Linked DNA regions of Homo sapiens: region 2 is linked to region 1. Evidence: read pairs that join two places in POLR2A ChIA-PET (ENCODE). Cell type or tissue: endothelial cell of umbilical vein. All regions are shown on one strand. Links, peaks and the distances in the headings refer to the core of each region. The heading gives the core; the rest is flanking DNA. Region 1 overlaps CLDN11 (claudin 11). Region 2 overlaps SLC7A14-AS1 (SLC7A14 antisense RNA 1).

Region 1 (10,218 bases), core at 1,233-9,232:
CAAAACCTTGAAGTCAAAAGAATGATTCTACACCAGAATTATTGGCCAGTGAGGCTCCAGAATTATTTTGAAGGGCAAAGAACCACTCCCAGTGTCTTCCACAAAAACAGGCGCCAGTCACCATGTCTATGCACAAAGCCCGTCTGTGCTTCCGCAGGAGGCAGACTCCAGAGTCTGTGCACTCAGGGTGTGAGTCTGGGACCATCAGCTTCAGCGTCCCCCGAGAGCTGGTCAGAAATGCCAAACCTCAGGCCCTATCACACACTTGCTGAATCGGAATCTGCATTTTAACAAGATCCCCAAGTGATCCGTATCAACACTACAGTTTGAAAAGCATAGCTATAGAATTCAACATAAGAGAAATAGAGATATAACCATTTTTATTCAAGAAAGCCCCCAACTGTGACGATCAGGTGATCTTTTGTATTTGTATTTTTATATTTGGAAGCAATTCTTACCTTCCACAATCCTCTAGAAACGGCTTAACATTTCCACATTTTCCATTTCAACAATGGGGCATGGAGCAGTGACAAGTTCCTCCGTCTCCACTCCCTCCCCCAGCCATGGAGCCACAAAGCCAGAGCTCTAAGATTCTGCATGAGGTAGAGAAATATAGATTCCTCAAGAGCTGCTATTCAAGCCATAAGCAGCATGTGCCAATGTTCCACCCACAATCCTGGTTCAGTCTCCATTAAGCTGCACATCTGGCTGTCACACACTCTTTTGTGGGGACATCTCAATGGTAGCACTGATGCCGCCTCTCTTCGAGGCCAGCCCCACACTGGCCTCCCTGTCCTCTCAGCATGTGATGTCATGAGCATGAATGTCCTGCCAAACATTTAAGATGTTGCAGTTCACATTGTGTACATTGTATAGAGAAACACTGACACGCAGATTTCTTTTTAATTTAAAAAAAAAAAAAAAAAACAGGGCAAGATACAACTAAACCTTGTTCTATTGTTAACCCAAACCACCAATTCAGCACAAATATGTAACTTGTATTCTTTAAGCACACAATCTTCTCTTTTTTATTACTGTCATTGTAACTAACATCCTTAGATTCAGAGATTGCCTTGAAACATTCTTTTCTCTCTAATTTGGTTTCTATCAAATTCTTGGAAAACATGAGCCAGACTGTTTCATTTTCAAATCAAAAATCCCCTGCATGTGGTCTCTTCAGAACAGGCTAAAGAGAGAGAGTAAAGCATGGTGCGATTCTCAAAATCATCTCATCTCCAGTGACCATCAAACAAGAGACCAGGGAGGACATGAGCCGCACTTACAGAAAGGCATGAGAAAGAAGTCCTTTTATTTGCTGTTTCTCAAAGTGTAGTGTGGGGACCACCTTATAAGAATCACTGAGGATACACAACAACAATGCACATTCTTGGCTCCCACCCTAATGAAGAGAGTGAATCTCCAGTTTACTTTATTACCTAGCCATGATTCTTTTTTTTTTTCCTTTTTCTTTTTCTTTTTTTTTTTTTTTTTTGAAGAGACGGAGTCTTGCTCTGTCGCCCAGGCTGGAGTACGCTGGCGTGATCTCGGCTCACTGCAACCTCCGCCTCCCAGGTTCAAGCAATTCTTCTGCCTCAGCCTCCCGAGTAGCTGGGACTACAGGTGCAAGCTGCCACACCCAGCTAATTTCTTCTGTACTTTAGTATAGACGGGGTTTCACCGTGTTGCCCAGGCTGGTCTCGAACTCCTGAGCTCAGGCAACCTGCCCCACTTGGCCTCCCAAAGTGCTAGGATTACAGGTGTGGGCCACTGCGCCCGGCCCTAGCCATGATTCTTAAATTGGACAACTCGGGCTTTAGAGTCACATAGTCTTAAATCCCTTTTTGTTTATATAGTGGCTATATGATCTTGACAACTTAAACTCTCCACATACTATTTTCCTCATCTATAAAATGGGGACCATGGGGAGGATTAAATGTATGACGTTCCTAACACATACAGGTCTCAACAGCGTAAATTCCCTTTGCCATGTTACTTACGCAGAGTACTTTAAGCCTGCCATTTTACACGTGATTGGAGGTCATTGTCTTCACCTAGGTGAAGATTTATTAAAATTCTTCAATAAATTGTAATTGCCAAGTTCTCAGGGGACTCTAATGACAGCAGATAAGATAATCAAGACTGATCCTCTCGATGGTTACTGAGACAGAACCTGTTGTTCCACAGTTGTGCTGTCCAATCCAAAAGCCTCCAGCCACATGTGGCTACTGAACACTTGAAATGTGGCTGGTGTAAATGGAAATGTGCTGCAAGTGTAAAATACACGCTCTTCCAAAGACAATACAAAAACAAGGGCGTGAAATATCTCATCAATTGATTACATATTGAAATGATAATATTTTGGATGTACTGGATCAAATAAAATAAATTAATTTCACTTGTTTATTTTTAGCTTTTGAAATGTGGCTACTGGAAAATTTTAAACAGCTCACATCGTATTCCTAGTGGACAGTACTGTTCTAGAGGCACATCAACCTCTCCTCCATCAAACTGATACTAAACCTAACACTAGAGTTATGACCTCCAAATTGGGATTCCCTCATTAGTCAGGGAATGGTCAGCTAGGAGCGATTTGGGAGTCTCTCTTCTTACACGGAAGGGAAAAGTGGAGCTCATGCAGCAGCCCCCTTATGAGAGAAAACAAGCAGCAGCTCAGGGAAGGAGCGGGCGAGTCAATACATCCATAAGAGAGGAGACCCACTTAATGACACTTCTGACACAAGCTGGTGGTTGTGAGGAAAGGGATCATGGGGTCTGAAGCCTCCTCGTCCACTCCCTCAAACGCTTTTTGCTCCCTTCTGGTTCATAATCGTTATACCTTGACAACTTTTAATGAGGTAGGGAGAGTCCTCCAATGTAGTCACATGACTTTTATCCTTACAAAAGCTATATTATAATAGCTAAGCAAATATTTTAGTTAACATAAAAATTGTCTTCTATGGCCAGGCACGGTGGCTCACGCCTATAATTCCAACACTTCGGAAGGCTGATGCAGGAGGATCACTTGAAGCCAGGAGTTCCAGACCACCCCGGCCAACATGGCAAAACCCTGTCTCCACTAAAAATACAAAAATTAGCCAGGTGTGGTGGCACATACCTGTAGTCCCAGCTACTTGGGAGGCTGAGGCACAAGAATCGCTTGAACCCAAGGGGCGGAGGTTGCAGAGAGCCGAGATCGCACCACTGCTCTCCAGCCTGGGCAACAGACCGAGACTTCTTCTCAAAAAAACAAACAAAAAAAAGATTATCTTTTATGTATAAGTAATTTAGAAATGCTCTCCAACAGGTTATAATCAAAACTACACAAATTTCTGCAAAATGGCTAGCCCAAATTGGTATTTCCAAAGAGGAAATGTTTGCCAATTACTATACTATCAGCTAATGAAATTAGTATTTTATTTGAAAGAAGTCTGCCAAAATAGATTGCAATGTGTTTTCTTAGACCAGGCCCGTAACTTGATGAAGTTTCTGGAACAGAAAAACAAATAAAAATCAACTCAATGTGTCTTTGTCCAAAATGTCCAAACAGCTACATATGTATGTTTGAACGAAATGTATTTAGATATTATTACTTAAAGATCCAATAAAATAGGTTTCGTTAATTCTCTTTTTATACCTAGCCAATCAATTCCTTTACTAAGTGTTAGAAGTAGATGAAGGACATTAACTGCATAATGCTGAGAACTTTGTTTCTGATTGCTGCCCATTGATCGATGATTAAAGATGCCATAAAGTCACCCCACTTAAGAAACCTAGAGAGCACTGAGGTTATGCTTTCATGACCACAAATTACCACTGCAATACCGTGAATAAAATATAACTTTTTAATTATTCAAGGCAATGCAGAATTACTTGTTCTTGAATCACTGATCAGATTCCCTATAAATTACCAGTAGAGATTAATGAGATTTTTTTAAATCAATAATGATACCTCTGGATACAACAGAAGATTGAAGGCCAGTTTTGCAGACAGTCTGTTATTTTATTGCACAGATTTCACTTCAAGAATAAAATGCACCATCAGTATTTGGAGAGTTTGGGGTCTCAGATACTGATATACCATCAGTGTTTACACCCGTAAAGCCAAATTCAACAGTACAATTTATGTTAAACAACATCACTTCAAGATGGCTAACAATACAAATAGAGAGAAAAGTGGGGGAAAGCTTTAAAAATGTGTTAGTTTGAAGCATATGAAAATGTACGATTAAAAACTACATCATACAAACCTGAAATCAAAAATGTTTTGTGGAACATCAGTTAGAGTTATACTCACTTGCACTGTTATTTATTGCATAAAGTCTATGTGGTTCATTTCCTTCATATTGATGAATTGAGGATTTCAGGAAAACCATGGTTATAAAAATGATCAATCTTGAAAAAGTATGTACAGATAAATGTAAAATCACAAACTAAAAAATATCCCTACCCCTGGCCCTCAACTTACAAAAGGGAAAGTTTCCCATGGAAAGTTCGTTCCACTATTGCCCTCCCTCCCCCATCCCATGTCCCCAATGCTATCTTTTTCTGTCTCGTACAAGTAAATGACCTTGAAGGGAAGAAACAAAAGCCATCTTTATGAGGCTCCCATTGTCATCTGTATCAGTTTGAAAAGCATCTTGGCCGGTGTGGTGGCTCACTCCTATAATCCCAACACTTTGGGAGGCCGAGGCGGGAGGATACTTTGAGTCCAGGAGTTCGAGACCAACCTGGGCAACATAGGGAGCCCTCATCTCTATAAAAAACTTAAAAATTAGCTGGGTGTAGTAGTGAACGCCTGTAGTCCCAGCTACTTGGGAGGCTGAGGCAGGAGGATCACTTGAGCCGGGGAGGTTGAGGCTACATGAGCCGAGATCACACCACCGCACTCCAGCCTGAGCAACAGAGTGAGGCCCTATTTAAAAAAAAAAAAAAAAAAAAAAAAAAAAAAGTATCTTGTATTTCTCTTCCCCACCCCCACCTAACTCAGTGATGTTTGCAAAACATTTGAAATTTAAAGAAACAAAATATATATAATATATTTTTAATAAACAGCAAAAGAATGCCCAAGAAAAGAGCTAATAGGGGCAACACCAAGGGAAAAAAATGTCTGGGCATTATCTGAGCTAGAGATTTCTTTTAAGGCAACCAAAAGATGGGGGAAATGGGGAGAAGTTAAGACTACAAAATGCCAGACAGGATGCTTTTCTAGACCTTTGGCTTTAGAGCCTGGCAGAGGAATGGGCTTCCCCACACTGTGACGAGCAAACCTAGGGCCCTGGGCCCAGCATCTACAGCACCTCTGTGGGCAGCCGGGCAGCCCTCTTATACGTGGGCACTCTTCGCATGAGTCGGGGAGCTAGAGCCCGCAGTGTAGTAGAAACGGTTTTCACCAAAGGCCTGGGCATCTCCAGCGCAGCAGAGGATGACACAGCCACCCACGAGGCACAGCACAGCACCAATCCAGCCTGCATACAGGGAGTAGCCAAAGCTCACGATGGTGGTCTCACGGTGGGCGCACACAGGGAACCAGATGGTGGCAACAAGGGCGCAGAGAGCTGGAGAGACATGGAGAGGCGGTGACTGGGCGCAACCATCACACACCAAGCACTTGGGCAGGCCCACTCACTCCACATACACACACTTGTGGCTTCCAACCAGCTCCAAAAAGCTCCATACACACAGTTCTGCTCCCTCAACACTGAACCAATATGTAGCAGTTGGCATCTGTAGAAGAAGTAGACTGCTGGGTCCTTATTTTTTTCAGCAGGTAACAGAGACAAAACAATTCCAGTGTAAAAACCTAGAAATAAACCATTTAAGTCCAAAAAATATTTATTTGTATTTACTTGTATATCAACACTTCATATCTACAGTTATAATTCTAAAATTAGTATTCTTACTTAATTGTATTATAATTACCCCTTTACATGTCTATGCATCATTCTAAGCTCTGAGTTCTTTGAAGGTAGGGTCCATGTCTTACCTATGTCTACCTTGGTACAAGGCAAATAGTATGTGCTCAATGTAGACCAGTTGAATGGCTGAATGATCTGAGCTATTCAAATATGAGAAACAAGATGGCAGCCACCTCAATTTTCCACTCTATTTTCTCAGTTTGGTCAATTCACATTACAAAGATCTGGAGAAGGTATGAAATTTCTCTTGCTGTGGTGAATGTTGCTAGATGAAAACGGAGTACCAGATAAAGGTTCAAGTTTTTATTACACTGTTCACAATCACAAAATCCCAACACACAAATGAACAGTCCTTGGAGTAGAAAAACTCACCCATTCAAGGGTCAAAATGGTAGAACTTTACTTATGGTCTTGCACCAATCAATCTAATCTTCATTTTGGTTTTGATTTTATAGAGTAAAATAAGAAATAGCTTATATATCATGTAGTTTTTCACCTCTTTATAAGCAAAGTAACAAAACATGGGCAGGCAAGAGGCTATAAAGACTTTTTTTTACTTTTTTCAAATCTCTAGACCAGCACTGTCAAATGGAGTGGCCACAAGTTATGTGGGACCATTGATCATTTGCCATGAGGCTAGTGAGATGAAGAACTGAATTTTGAATTTTCATTAATTTTAATTTAAATGGCCACATGTAGCTAGTGGCTACTGTACCGAACAACACAGCTCTAAACAAAGTAACTCCAAACCTCTTTAAGTTGAGATGGCACATTAAAGTTGGCAGACAGAAAAATAATAATAACAATAATAATAACAATGAGGTTTCCATCAACAAATTCAAGACAGATACTGCACTGCCAGTCTGATGTTTGCCACCAGGGGTACCGTTATCACTTTCAACTCAGCAAGCTTTTTTCTGATTTCTACTCATAGTAAGTGATTTTCTAACTTACTCTCTATGCCCACAGAGAAGAAATATAACTTAACATAAGCAATCAAATCTAACAGCCTTGTATATTAGTTCTAAATGGAAAAAAGATTGGTCTTACCCATTTTGAAAGACCTTTTAAACAATCTCATCGCATTTGTGTTGCTTGTAACATAGATTTTTATTGACAATAGATTAAGCCCACCCCCACAAGCTGGGTATAGATATATGTAGGAAGATATGATTTCTATCCTTAAAAAGAATAGATCTCAAGAGGAAATCAGAAGGAAGAGAGTTAATTTGAAAAGCTATGAATTGCCCAGATTGGCTTTCTAACAGCCCAAATTCACTCCATTAATTATTTATAGATTATCTAAGAAGCTAAAATTGGCCAGGCATGGTGGCTCACACCTTTAATCCCAGCACTTTGGGAGGCCAAGGTGGGCGAATCACCTGAGGTCAGGAGTTCAAGATCAGCCTGGCCAACATGGCAAAACCCCATCTCTACAAAAAAATACAAAAATTAGCCAGGCATGGATGGTGGGTGACTGTAATCCCAGCTACTCAGGAGGCTGAGGCAGGGAGAATTGCTTGAACCCAGAAGGCAGAGGTTGCATGCAGTGAGCGGAGATCTTGCCACTGCACTCCAGCCTGGGCAACAAAGCAAGATTCTGTGTCAAAAAAAAAAAAAGAGAAAAAGAAGAAGCTAAAATCTATCCATATGCTAATGCTTCCTTTTTCTTAAAAAGTAAGCACAGTCATGCCAGCTTCTGTAATATTTTCATATGAGATACCATGAGAAGATGTATTTTCCTTCTGTGACTAGAATGTTCAAGAAAAGCAGTGTGTACGTGAAACCTCCCTTTCTAGCTCAGGACTTTGGAAACCTCAGATGCAGGGGAAAGTCTTTTTCTTTCTCTTCTCTGGCGTGAACTCCAAATCAGGCACTCTTGGAGAATTGCTTGGCTATTATCAGAGTCTCTACTTTCAGCAAGACACAGAGAAAAACCTTTTTCTCTGTCAGCAAAAGGGACTAAAATCCTCTTCTGGAGTGTTTCAGCCAGAGAGAACTACTGTAGATTTTCCGTAGCAATACACAATCTACTTACACAGCCCTAAACCTCAAAAGTGGGCATTCGTTCTGCTGTGGGCAAAAAACAGCAACCTAGCAAAGGCTTCCAAACACCCAGGCTTGTTTAGAGGAAAAAGAAGGGGAGTGAAAAGCTGAATTCTGTAGAGAAAAAAGTTCTAATTCCCAAACAACTGATATGGTTCAATCTAACCGATCTTTCCTATAAACAATTAACTGGTTTCAAAACAACTCAGGGTTCAAATCAAGTTTTATATTTTTCAACTATACTTTGTATTTACACATACAGCACATGTGCACACACATGCAGGAAAGCATTCCCCACATCTATTGTTAACCTAACTTTCACACTGAGATTTTATAGAATAAGACAAGAAACTGCCTCTAAATTCATTTCATTGTTCCCTTAAGCAAATCATAAAACAAGATTATCTTCACACAGGGAAATAACAGACTCAATATCCCAAAAGTAACCATCAGTCTTGGTTTTGAGTATTTTAGGGATTTTGTTAGGTTTTATTCCAATATAAATCATTAGAAAAAGGGAAAAATCAGAAAAAGGTCTAAATATTTCATACAATGAACCTCCATAGGAATGGATGAGTGAACGGGGGAACGAATGGATGGATAGATGAGAAGTAGTCTCATTTCAATTCTACATTTTACTTCATACATACCAAAACTGACACCCAAAGTCATAAAATCTTATTGTGACTTTAACACACTTAAAGTCGCAAGCTCATCACTGACCTCATTAAAGATTTCCTTCTCTTACAATTCACACAAAACAAGGCAAATGAGTGCCAGCAGGCTCTTTACTTCCTAGGAGACAAATGAACCCTGGGTGGAATTCCTGTGGCTCTCAAAGATGAACCACATCAAAACCACTAAAAAATGACAGACTGCCACACAACATGAAAGGAAATGAGAGGCTCACTGAAAACAGTGACCTTCAATTGAACCCAAAATGAGAAATGTTTAAAAACTAAAAAAGGAGAATTTACTCAATTTCAGCAATGGTTTCAAGAGAGAAAGAGATATGTTTTGACCAGTAAAGTTAAAAATTCAAGACAAATCATTACTTAACTTTTAAAAATGTGAAATAGTAATATAACTGGCCAAAAATAATTGCCTTTCTTAAAGACACAGAAGGCCTGATAGTTTTAATTTTATTCGCAAACCCAAAAAGATGAGTTTGGAATGGTTCTCTCTGTTATTTGGGAAAAATAAAGAAAGTGTTTTTCTAGAAAGTCAGTTACCTGTAAGGTCAAGAAAATTGAAGACAGACAAAGGGAATTTTTGTTCTTTTTCTTTTTATATCATCAGAGTTTATTTTTAAATTAAGTCTCTAAAAACAAGACAGAGTAATTTTAGCACTCAGATTTTTCAGTTTTTCTCCTTTTTTACCTTCAGAAGATGCAACAGCTAACTACACAAGGTGGTGGGGGGTACCATTTGTTGTTGGAAAACAGAAAGTAAAACTGAGGTATATTCTTAGCTAAAAATGAGAAGGAGGAGAAGGGGGAAGAGAAGGGAGAGAAAGGGAAGGGAAAAGAAAGCTTCACTATGTAAAGACAGATATATCTAAACCTGGTCCTCTCATAAGCAGAATTCCTTGCTCTTCAAAGAATAAAATTGTTTGCCCCTTTTGAGAACAAGTTTCAAATAATGCAACACAATACATTCTTTAATTGATAAGATATGCCTTGTTAAAAACTAAGAATGATGGTGATGTGACCAAACAGAAAATATTTGAGAAGTCCATTTTAAAGCAATGAAATGTAAGTGTGGCTTTTAATCTCTTTAAAGATGAGATGACACATGGTAACACATGGAGTTAAATAAACATGAAGTTAAATAAAATCAATACAGGTATGTTTGACGTTGGAGGTAACAACTGAGAGAAAGAGAGACAGACAGACAGACAAAGAGGCAGAGAAAGACAAGATCAGTAGACACTGACATTTCTTCCTCCTTCCAATAAATCTTTTTTTTTTTTTTTTTGATAGGATATCTGTCACCCAGGCTGGAGGGCAGTGGTGCAATCTCGACTCACTGCAGACTCATTCTCCCGAGCATCAATCCTCAGCCTCCCAAGTAGCTGGAATCACAGGTGCACACCACCAGGCTGGCCTAACTTTTGTATTTTTAGTAGGGATGGGGTTTTGCCATGTTGGCCAGGCTGGTTTCGAACTCCTGGGCTCAAGCAATCTGCCCGCGTCTGCCTTCCAAAGTGCTAGATTACAGGCGTGAACCACCATGCCTGGCCCCAGTGAACCTTTTT
Region 2 (10,218 bases), core at 1,357-9,356, 320 kb before region 1:
AAATATAAGTGCTTTGTTACCTCCACTTACGAGCGGTTCATTGTATACACATTGTATACACATGTACATTGTATACACAGTTCAATTATACACTGCTCATGTAGTACAAGGAACTATTTATTTTATTTTATTATTTTTCACACATTTTATTTTTTTCATGTATTTTTTTAAATTTTAATTTATTTCAATCGTTTTTGGGGAACAGTCGGTTTTTGGTTACATGGGTAAGTTCTCTAGTGGTGATTTCTGTCTGAGATTTTGGTGCACTTGTCCCCGAGCAGTGTACACTGTACCCAATGTGTAGTCTTTTGTCCCTCACCCCCGCATCCTTCCACTTGAGTCCCCAAAGTCCGTTCTTAATGCATCATTCTTATGCCTTTGCATCCTCATAGCTTAGCTCCCATTTATAAGTGAGAACAGACGATATTTGCTTGTCCATTCCTGAGTTACTACATTTAGAATAATGGACTCCAACTCCATCCAGGTTGCTGTGAATGCCATTAATTCATCCAGGAACTATTTAAGTGGTTTATATTGCTAAATAAAATATATGGGAGGCTACTGTTTTGGACTAAGCTCCTGCACTAAGTGCCACCAGACAAGACCAAAACAGAATGGAGTCACTCCTGCTAGATAATCATACTATACTTAGAGATGGGCCAATTTTCAAAAAGAAAAAAACAAAAACAAAAACAAAACAGGAGATTTGCAGCAATTAATCCAAAGGGCCCCAGTCAACCTGAAGCAGCATGAAAGAAGTCCCCTCTACTTTAACTCTGTAAGGAAAGTAACCTTTTTTTTTGAGACGAAGTTTCACTCTTGCTCAGGCTGGGGTGCAGTGGTGTGACTTCGGCTCACTGCAACCTCCACCTTCTGGGTTCAAGCGATTCTCCTGCCTCAGCCTCTTGAGTAGCTGGGATTACTGGCACCCGCCACCACTGCTAATTTTTGTATTTTTAGTAGAGACAAGGTTTCACCGTGTTGACCAGGCTGGTCTTGAACTCCTGACCTCAGGTGATCTGCCCACCCCGGCCTCCTAAAGTGCTGAGATTACAGGTGTGAGCCACCATGCCTGGCCAGGAAAGTAACTTTGAAATGACCAATCTACTGTTGGTTCCTGATTTTTGTTTTCTTCAACCTTTTCTTCCTGGAAAGTCTACCCCCCTGCTCTGATCATCAGAGAGCCTTTCTATTTTGAAGATGGTATACTACTTGACTTATACAAGTCAATTAGATCTTTAAATTCAATTTGTTGAGGCCAGGTGCGGTGGCTTATGCCTGTAATCCTAGCACTTTGGGAAGCCAAGGGAGGCGGATCACTTGAGGTCAGGAGTTCAAGACTAGCCTGACCAACATGGTGAAAACTCGTCTCTACTAAAAACCCCATCTCTACTAAAAATACAAAAATTAGTCGGGCATGGTGGCACATGCTTTGCCACTTATTAGCCCTCAGATCTTAGGAAGTTATTTCTCTGGATCTCATTTTCTACCTCTGTAAAATAAGGAGGGGGATAAAATTTCTTTAAGAGTGTTATGAGTGAGCCATTTATTATTTATTTATTTATTTTTGAGACAGAGTCTTGCTATGTTGCCCAGGCTGGGGTGCAGTGGCACTATCTCAGCTCATTGCACACCTCCTGGGTTCAAGCAATTCTCATGCCTCACCCTCCCAAGTAGCCATTAACCATCCAATAACCAATGTGATTATTACACATTAGATGCCTGTATCAAAATACCTCATATACCCTATAAATACATAAACCTACTATGTCCCCATAAAAATTTTAATTTCAAAAAATAAACTACCTTCTCAACTATCAATAGATAAGGTTGAATTCAATAAGCAAGTTTTGCCCCAGAAGTCTACCTATATGTGTTTGATTTATACTCCAAGATACTTCTTACTGGGCTAGTTTCATGTACTCTGTACAGGGCCAGGGTACAAAGCATATGGGGTTAGAGCTTCTGAAGCTTCAGCAAGTTGAGCCACTGGTGAATGAATGGAAGGAGGCATTCACAGGTATGTGATCCCACATCAAGGGCCTGGCATTGCAGCACAGCCAGTGGCGGTGATTTTGAGGTTTTCTCACATTTTCTGCATTTTATAATTATTCACCTGGTACTGCAGTTTGGCTGGGAGATCAAATGGGTCCTACCATTTGGCATCGTGAGCTTGCTACCTCCCTAGGAAAGATCACTGCCCCAAGCTCACACAGACCCTCCCCCAGCAAGTTGAGAAGCTGCTCACCAAGGGCTCTGTATGGTGAAGAAGGGAAAACCATCTACACTGGACAGTGCAGGGTCCCCAGCACCATGGCATCCTGTTGATCCCTCAGGCCCTGGGGCCACATCTGGGCACGTGCCTATGGGCCCAAAAGGAAGACCAGAGCCCTGTGTCATGAGAATTTGCACAACCAGCCCCATGGAAGTGTCTCACACTGACTTCAGGGCATCTCTCAGTCCCTAGCAAGTCACCATTCACTATTTGATTGCTTGAATTACAAGTTTTCAATGGAATCTTAGAGTTTTAGGGCTGGGAGACGCCTCTGAGATCATCCAATCTCCAAGAAACAGTACAGGGTAGTGTGTGGCAAAATCAAGGCCAGAGGCCATGTCTCCTGATACCCCATCCAACAGGAAGCTGGTGATGGAAAGATGCCTACTCTTGAAGGCTCCTCAGATGGTTTGTTTTATTTGTATGGAAACAAATTTCCCCATTGCACGTTTCAATGTCTTTCTTTTGCTTTCTCTACTTGCTTCCTTATCTGTAAAATGAGACCCTAAAGCCCATAATATGTGTAAAGCACTTGGAATTGTTATTAACACATAGAAAACAGTAAATGAGATGCTGTTGCTATTATTCATATTACTATTATAATCATTGTTAATTTCCAAGGGCTGCCATAACAAAGTAACACAAACTAGGTGGCTTAAAACAACAGAGCTTTTTTGTCTCGCAGTTCTGGAGGCAGGAATTCTGAAATCAAGCTGATAGAAGAGCTATGTCCCCTTCGAAGCTCTACAGGCAATTCTCCCTTGCCCTCGTCCAGCTTCTGGTAGCCCCAAGAGTTCCTTGGCTTGTGGCAGCATAATTTCAATCTCTGCCTCCATCTTCACATGGTCATCTTCCCTCTGTGTCTGTGTCTCTTCTCTTCTTACAAAGACATCAGTTTTATTTAATTAAAGATCCACCCTACTCCAGTATGTTAACTAATGATATCTGCATCCATCCTATTTCCAAATACAATCACATTTACAGGAACCAGGGGTTAGGACTTTAACATATCTTTTGGGATAATCCAATTCAACCCATAGTAATCATTACCATTGTCAAATTAGCACTTGTTGGAATGGACATTTCCATGTAGGGTAAAATGTGTTCACTTCATTCTTGTCATAGCCCTGGATAGAGCTGCCTCAGAGCTTGCCTGTACTCATTTCAGTCAAAAACTGATTTAGATGCTGGGCTTATAGAAGTTTCAGATCTTCTGGATAGAAAAAAAAAGAGGGATTTTAATTTGTGAAGAAACTGCAAAGGCAATACATTAATGCTGCTCTGTTGTTTTTATTAAGGAAGCTATAGAGAAAGTTAGAGTTCATCAGTAGGGCAGTTTCATTAGAACCATTTTTTTCTGACTAGCAATTTCTCAGTATTCTGGGTTTACACATCTAATTCCTCCAGAAGTTTCCCAGGGGGAGAAAAGACAACAAAACTTGAATAAAATTATGACTGTTGCACTTCATGAATATATTATTCTAGTACCAGGACTCTCCAGGACAATTTGTCCTCACAGTTTATTCAGAAGAGGGTAGGATAAGAAAAATGCACACATATTTGTATATGTATATAAATGTTATGTATACATGTATCTATATATAAATAAATACATATACACATAGATATGCAAAGGGTGAGTCCTTATCGTAGCTCCCCAGAACTAAATGTATCATTTGTCATTGATAATATAAGCATAGGTAGAAAATGCTTCCAGTAAATTCCAAGGGAAATGAGTAATTAAGAGAAATACTTTGATGGTGATTTGAAATCCCCATTTTAAAATGTATTTCAAGCTCTTGCCAATTGATTCAAGTATAGGTCATTTCCCCCATTTGCTCTCCATGTCACAAACATCTTTAAATATTGATTATTTCTTTGGCTACTACTAAAATCATGTCATACTACCATATTGAAAAAATTATGGAGATTTTTTTTATTACCCTAATTTGTGAGCTTTGGGCTGTTTATAATTTTTCTATGAGTCATTTTGAAATCCAGGATGCTGCTCAGGAACTCAAATAACAGTGATTTTGTATGCTATTATTCAGCTCCTTCCATACAGAGAACAGACTCTAACGTGCATCTAATGGAGTTAATATAATAAGTGCACTTTTCATGTGAGCAATTCCCCAGTGGGTTGCTGCTTTCTCTTTGAACATGAATCACAGATTACAAAATCTATAAGTAACAAAGCAAAATTTCTTATGCATCTAAAGGAGGAAAGATACCTTGTCACATCTTATTTTATATTCGAAATGCCTTTTCAGTGAAGGTAAGATATTTGTTTCCTAAATTTTTGACTAGTAGAAGGTGCCTCGGTACTTTCTTGGGGTCAAAAATAAGATAAGTGAACTAAAATGGATAACAAAGTGTCCCAAACTGGTAATGATAATGTGAACCAATTTTGAGTTATCATCCAAATGATGTTTTCAAAAGAACACAGAGGAGTTCTCGTCAGAGCATTTTATGTTGATTTTTTTTCTTTTGCATTAATGGTTTGCTCATTCCTGAATCTTGCTTGTTTAAATTGAACAAGCCGCAGTGACAGGCAAGAATGACTCTATTCTCTCTCGTCTTCTAAAAATGGCTTCAGGCAAAATATCATTTTTTCCTCCTGTTTTCCTGATGAAATCAGATAGTCGGATGGCATCTGTTCAGGAAAGAGGGCAGCAGCACGAGGTCTCTGGTGAAACCTAGCCACTCTGATTTGAATCTACATTCACCAGGTATCTTGTAGGGCTCCAGGCAAATGCTACCAGGCTTTGCCCCACTCTCTCCTACTCATCACTTGACCACCATGCCACTTTCACCAAGTTTGAAGTCCCTGGAACACCATTTGTTGATTCATTAACCAACATTTATTACACAACTGCTATGTGTCAGACACTGCTCTAGGTGATGGGGGCCCAAACATACTGTCCCTACCCTCAAGGACAATACTGATTATCTCTTAATCCCCAGGAGCCCCTAGAACACTCGGGCATTAGGCCCCTAACATCCCAGCAAGCCCATTCTGGGTCCCATAGAATTAAAGAATCTGAAGCTAATGCATATTTACTCAGATTTCTATCCCCCGATTTGGATTTGTGGGTTCAAGGGAAAGATTCCAAAGAGGGGTGGGAGTGGAAACTGACATTTCTCTGTACTTCCTGTACATAGTCTGCAGTTGGCCTTATCTGTGGGCACTGTAACTTCTAGGGATGGCTAGTGCCATTTTGAGCCTGAGTTGTTTATTTTGCTCTATAAACTTAAATCTCAGCTGTGTCATCAACAACTAGAGAGAGGAGTAAGGACTCTGACTTCTATTTCTTTGGAATCTGCATATTGTATTATACACCAGTAGGTTCTATAAACATGCTCTTGAGAGGCATATGAATGCATGCTACTGATTTGTCATCAAACTTGTCCTCAGTGTGAATGCACAGATTGGTGTCAGCAGCAACAACTCAGAAGGGAGCTCTCTCTTTTCTTCCTAAATGGCTCTAATAAACACCATCCTGTCAAACCCCAGACTTCTCTTTCACACACTCAGCATATCCTGCTCATGTGTGTGGGAGCTGTAATCACTTCTGGGGTAATTCAAAAATCCTGAATCAACCAAACACTAAACACAGTGATAGGTGCACAGTGCAAACTTAAAAGATATTTGGAGTTGAAACCAAATGTTCTATGAGAAATCTCAGGGGGTCCTTCTGAAATTCGGTCCCTGTGAGCATGACTTGCCTGAGGCCCCCTCTAAAACACGTTCCATCTCTGCTTTCCTCCCTCTTCCTCCCCACATTTCCCTGGAGGGTACAGGCATGCTTGGGTTGGTGCCCAATCCTGAATGACTCAGGGAGTTTACTTTCCTGGTAACATTCCCCAGCTGCCATTTAGAAATAAAAGAAAACAAATACATGGGGCCAGGAGGCCAGGAGCCAGCCAAGAGGTGGTCCTGCATACTGGTTACAGGCTCAGACTCTAGGGTCAGGTAAATCTGGATTCAAATTCAGGCTCTCTCACTTGCCAGTTTTGCACTTGATGGAAATTATGGAATTTCCTTAATGCTCATTTCCTGATCCATGACTAATGATAGTGCCTCTCTTGTGGTTTACTGTGAGGATTAAATAATGGCATTAATGGGAAGTCTTTAGCAGAGAGTCTAAGAGAGAGCACAAGCTCAAACTAAATGTTGCCCAAAAGCATTTTTCTGAGATGCTCTTTTCCTATGCTTCCTGGGGTCTATCCTGGTCTTTATGCCTCTTTGTGGCTGCTAGAATCCCTCTTCTTGAGGATTTCCTCTGCTTGGCTGCCTCTGCCACTTCTCTTTCTCACCCATTGCATCACATCAAAGATGCAGACTCTGATATATACCCTAGCCTAAAGCTCTACTTCCCAGGAATGGGGGCTCCCAACCAATAGTCTCCCTGACCCCAGATCACTCTCCATCAAGCTCCTCCTAGCTTGTTCAAGGCATCTTGTAGCCCGAAACAGTTGACACAATAAAGAATAATTTTGCTTGGTTACAATTTATAAGTGTGTCTTGATTTTATAGGTATCACATGCTATAACCATAAGCTTTATGTTTGTTCTTATTTGAATAATAGCATGATAAAAATAACTCAAGTGAATGCTGCAATAGTTTCTTTTAAAAGTTCTGTGTGTTTTGTAAGTTGAAAAAGATGGGTTTAAAGGATTAAAGTTACAGCATTTCAAAGCTTTTTTATGAAATGTATAACATGCTAATGTTTACTGTGTAGTACATATGTAAATGCCTTACTTGATTGTACATGTTTTGAGCAGAAATGGAATTGTATTTATATATCTCTATAGTGCCTACTACTGAGTTTTGCCTGTCACATGTTCTCAATATATATCCTAATCATGCAGCAAATGGTTACTGAGTATCCGCCTTGTGGGAAGCAATCTACAAGGCTTTGTAAGGAACACAAAGATGAGAATGACACAGGTCTGTCCTGGAAAGACAAGTGATAGGTAACCAGCCAGCTACCATAAGGGGAGGGTGGTTGGTGTGGTCGGAGATAAAAATTAAATGCTGGAGGTTCAGAAAGGGAATATGTGCTTCTGGTTAAAAGACCTCCCTTAAACCTCATGGAAGAGGAGGCATTTGAGCTGAGATTTGAAGGAGATGTAAGATCTGGACATGCCAAGATGGAGCAGGAAGGCTTTGTAGACAGATGTGACAACTTGATCAAAGACCAGAATGCACACAATACAAATAGAATATGGGCAGGAATCTGATTGGTGGTAAGTATGCTAAGTAGGAGAACAAGCCAAGAAAGCAGATTGGACCAAATCCTAAGGAGCTTGGCTGCAGGCTGTGAGGAGTTGTTCATGGAAAGTTTTTGATTAAGTGAGCAACATAGACAAATTATTCTGGTACTTCCCATTTTCAAAGAGTAAAGAACAAATATCCTAATGAAATGTAATCCAGAATCACAAAGTTTTGAAGGATGTGATAAAATTGGAAGAGTAGAGGATTTTCTGGAATCTATTGCAAAGGCCAGAGTGGGAATTTCTCAGGAGCTTCATGGCACTTAGAGCTGAAACCATATGTTAGACCCTTATCTATCCTCATCAGTATGATGTTTGCTGCTTACATCTGTCAAGTCAGGCAACTTATGAGGCACTCAGAGCCTCACAATCCACACTCACTGATGGAACAAGTAGATATTTCTCAAAGATGAGTAAGATTCTGTTTAGTTCTTTCCTTCAAAGAGACTTCTGAATAATAGGAAGAAGACAATCACTCTGATAATATTGTTCCTTGAAAGCCTGTTCCCAAGGCAAATGACCCATGAGAATGGAGCCTGCTGAGTGAGGGGGAAGAAATTGGATGTAGAGATACCATTTAGGAGGCCAATTCAGCCCTCTATGAGAGGCATAGTAAGGAACTTAATGTGAGGGCCACAGGGTGGGGAGAGGGGGTGGAAAGAAGGGAAGATGGGAGTTTAAAGTGTAGACTTAAAACAAACAGGGCTTGTCACATCATTGGATATTAGATGGGGTAGAAAGAGAAGTTCAACATGACCCTCGCATCTTGTGTGTTTAAAGAGATGATGGGGCCATTGCTCCATCAGTAAGAGCATGTTGGGGAATAGGGGGAGTTGATGAGCCTGGAATATTTTGAGTATCACTGTGACTAGATTATAGGTATCTTCATTCAGTGGTTTGCCCAAGGGAAAGGATTGTGTGATGTTCATGTGAGTAGTCCCAGCACCCAGCACAAAGCCTGATACTGAGAAATTTCTCAATAGATATCAAAGAACTGAACTGTTGACTTGAATGGCCCAGCACACAGATATGCCAGTCTGGTGCTAGGGAGAGGAGTGGATCTGCTGAGAGGTGAATGTTGAGGAGAAAGAGCATAGAGCAAAGAGGCAGAGGACAGCACCTTATACTGAGGTAGCCACACGGAATATGGGGAAAGGAAGAAAAACCCATGAAGGAAACTGAGATGGAACTTTAGAAAGGAGAAAAGAACTGAGAAAAATGCAGGGTCCCTGAAACATTGAGAAGAAAAAACTTCAAGAACAGGAGTTAGAGAATACTTTTTAAACAGGAGACTAAAACCACTAGCTGTTAAGGAAAATATGGAACAATTTAATTAATGTTAACATTTTCTGTCCTTCAAAAGTAACCATTAAGATAGTGAAAAGGCAAGCCACAGATTGGAGAAGATATTGACAACACAGGTAACTGACACTGAACATAATGGAGACTATATGAACAACTACTACAAATAAATAAGAAAATGAAAGGCAGTACAAAGGATAAACAGGCAAGAGACTTGAAAAGGTACTTTATAAATAAAGAATATCCAAATGTCCAAAATGTGTGAAAGGATATCAACTAACAATCATTGGAAAGCAAATTTAAAATATTATACAACTACCTTTATGGCCAAAATTAATAAGACTGATTATGCCAAGTTTTGGTGAGGATTTAGAACTATAGAAACTGATATACTGCTGGTGGGAGTGTAAATGAAGACAAACACAACACTCTGGAGAACTGTGTGGCACTGTTTACTAAAGTACTGGATAATGCAATCTATTCCTCAGTAATTCCACTCTTAGGCATATCTCCAGAAGAAATGTGTGCCCACACATCAAAAGACATACACAAGAATGTTTAGAGCAACACTATTCATCCTACCTCCATCTGGAAACAACGCAAATGGCCATCAACAGTAGGATGGATAAATAAATTGTGGTATATTGTGTGAAACACTATAAGAGCAATAAAAATAACTAAACTGCATCTAAATGCAGGAAAACAAATAAATCTCACAAATATAATGTTGGCTGAAAGAAGCCAGATCCAAAATATTATTATAACCAAACAGAATATACTGTTTGGGGCCAGGCACAGTGGCTCATACCTGTAATCCCAGCACTTTGGGAGGCCGAGGCAGGTGGATCACCTGAGCTCAGGAGTTCGAGACCCTCCTGGCCAACAAGGCGAAACCGTGTCTCTACTAAAAATACAAAAAATTAGCCAGGCATGGTGGCGGGCACCTGTAATCCCAGCTACTTGGGAGGCCAAGGCAGGAGAATCACTTGAACTCGGGAGGTGGAGGTTGCTGTGAGCCGAGATCATGCCACTGCACTCCAGCCTGGGTGACAGAGTGAGATTCTGTCTCAAGAAAAAAAAGAATATACTGTTTGGTTCCAATTGATAGACAAAACTAAGTATTTAGGGGTGCACACTAGTGGCAAAAGAGTAAGAAAAGGCAAGCAAGTAAGTGATGTAGAAACAAGGGTAGTGGTTGCCTTGAGGAGGGCAGGATGGGAACTGGAAGGGTCGCAGCTGGGAGACTGGCATTGTTTAATTTCTTGTCCTGGGAAGTGATTACATGGATAACAATCCATCAAGCTGTGTATTCATGTAGCTTGCACATTTGTATACATATTTTATTTTAGAGGAAAAAAAATTTT

What was found. ChIA-PET counts read pairs that join two places held together with the same protein. Peaks named below come from ENCODE experiments on the same cell type or tissue, not always from the same donor. Only the 100,000 strongest peaks of a DNase experiment are listed, where the experiment ranks them.
Region 2: POLR2A ChIA-PET joins it to region 1 with 10 read pairs; 2 of 35 experiments call an interaction of 5 or more read pairs at or near these places.

The regions. Positions count from the first base shown.
Region 1 is chr3:170,427,861-170,438,078 of GRCh38, reverse strand. It overlaps CLDN11 (claudin 11), which reads right to left. Exons shown (of 3, transcript NM_005602.6): 3 at 3,388-5,555. The coding sequence ends at 5,323. Among named protein-coding and RNA genes, the nearest start is that of MIR6828, 9.9 kb to the right of the region's middle. In endothelial cell of umbilical vein, for the core only: no CTCF peak of the experiment used is centred there; no DNase peak of the experiment used is centred there; H3K27ac peaks cover 258 bases.
Region 2 is chr3:170,747,659-170,757,876 of GRCh38, reverse strand. SLC7A14-AS1 (SLC7A14 antisense RNA 1) reads right to left here. Exons shown (of 6, transcript NR_135556.1): 6 at 2,672-3,488. Among named protein-coding and RNA genes, the nearest start is that of RPL22L1, 120 kb to the left of the region's middle. In endothelial cell of umbilical vein, for the core only: no CTCF peak of the experiment used is centred there; DNase peaks (open chromatin) are centred at 4,046 and 6,176; H3K27ac peaks cover 5,721 bases.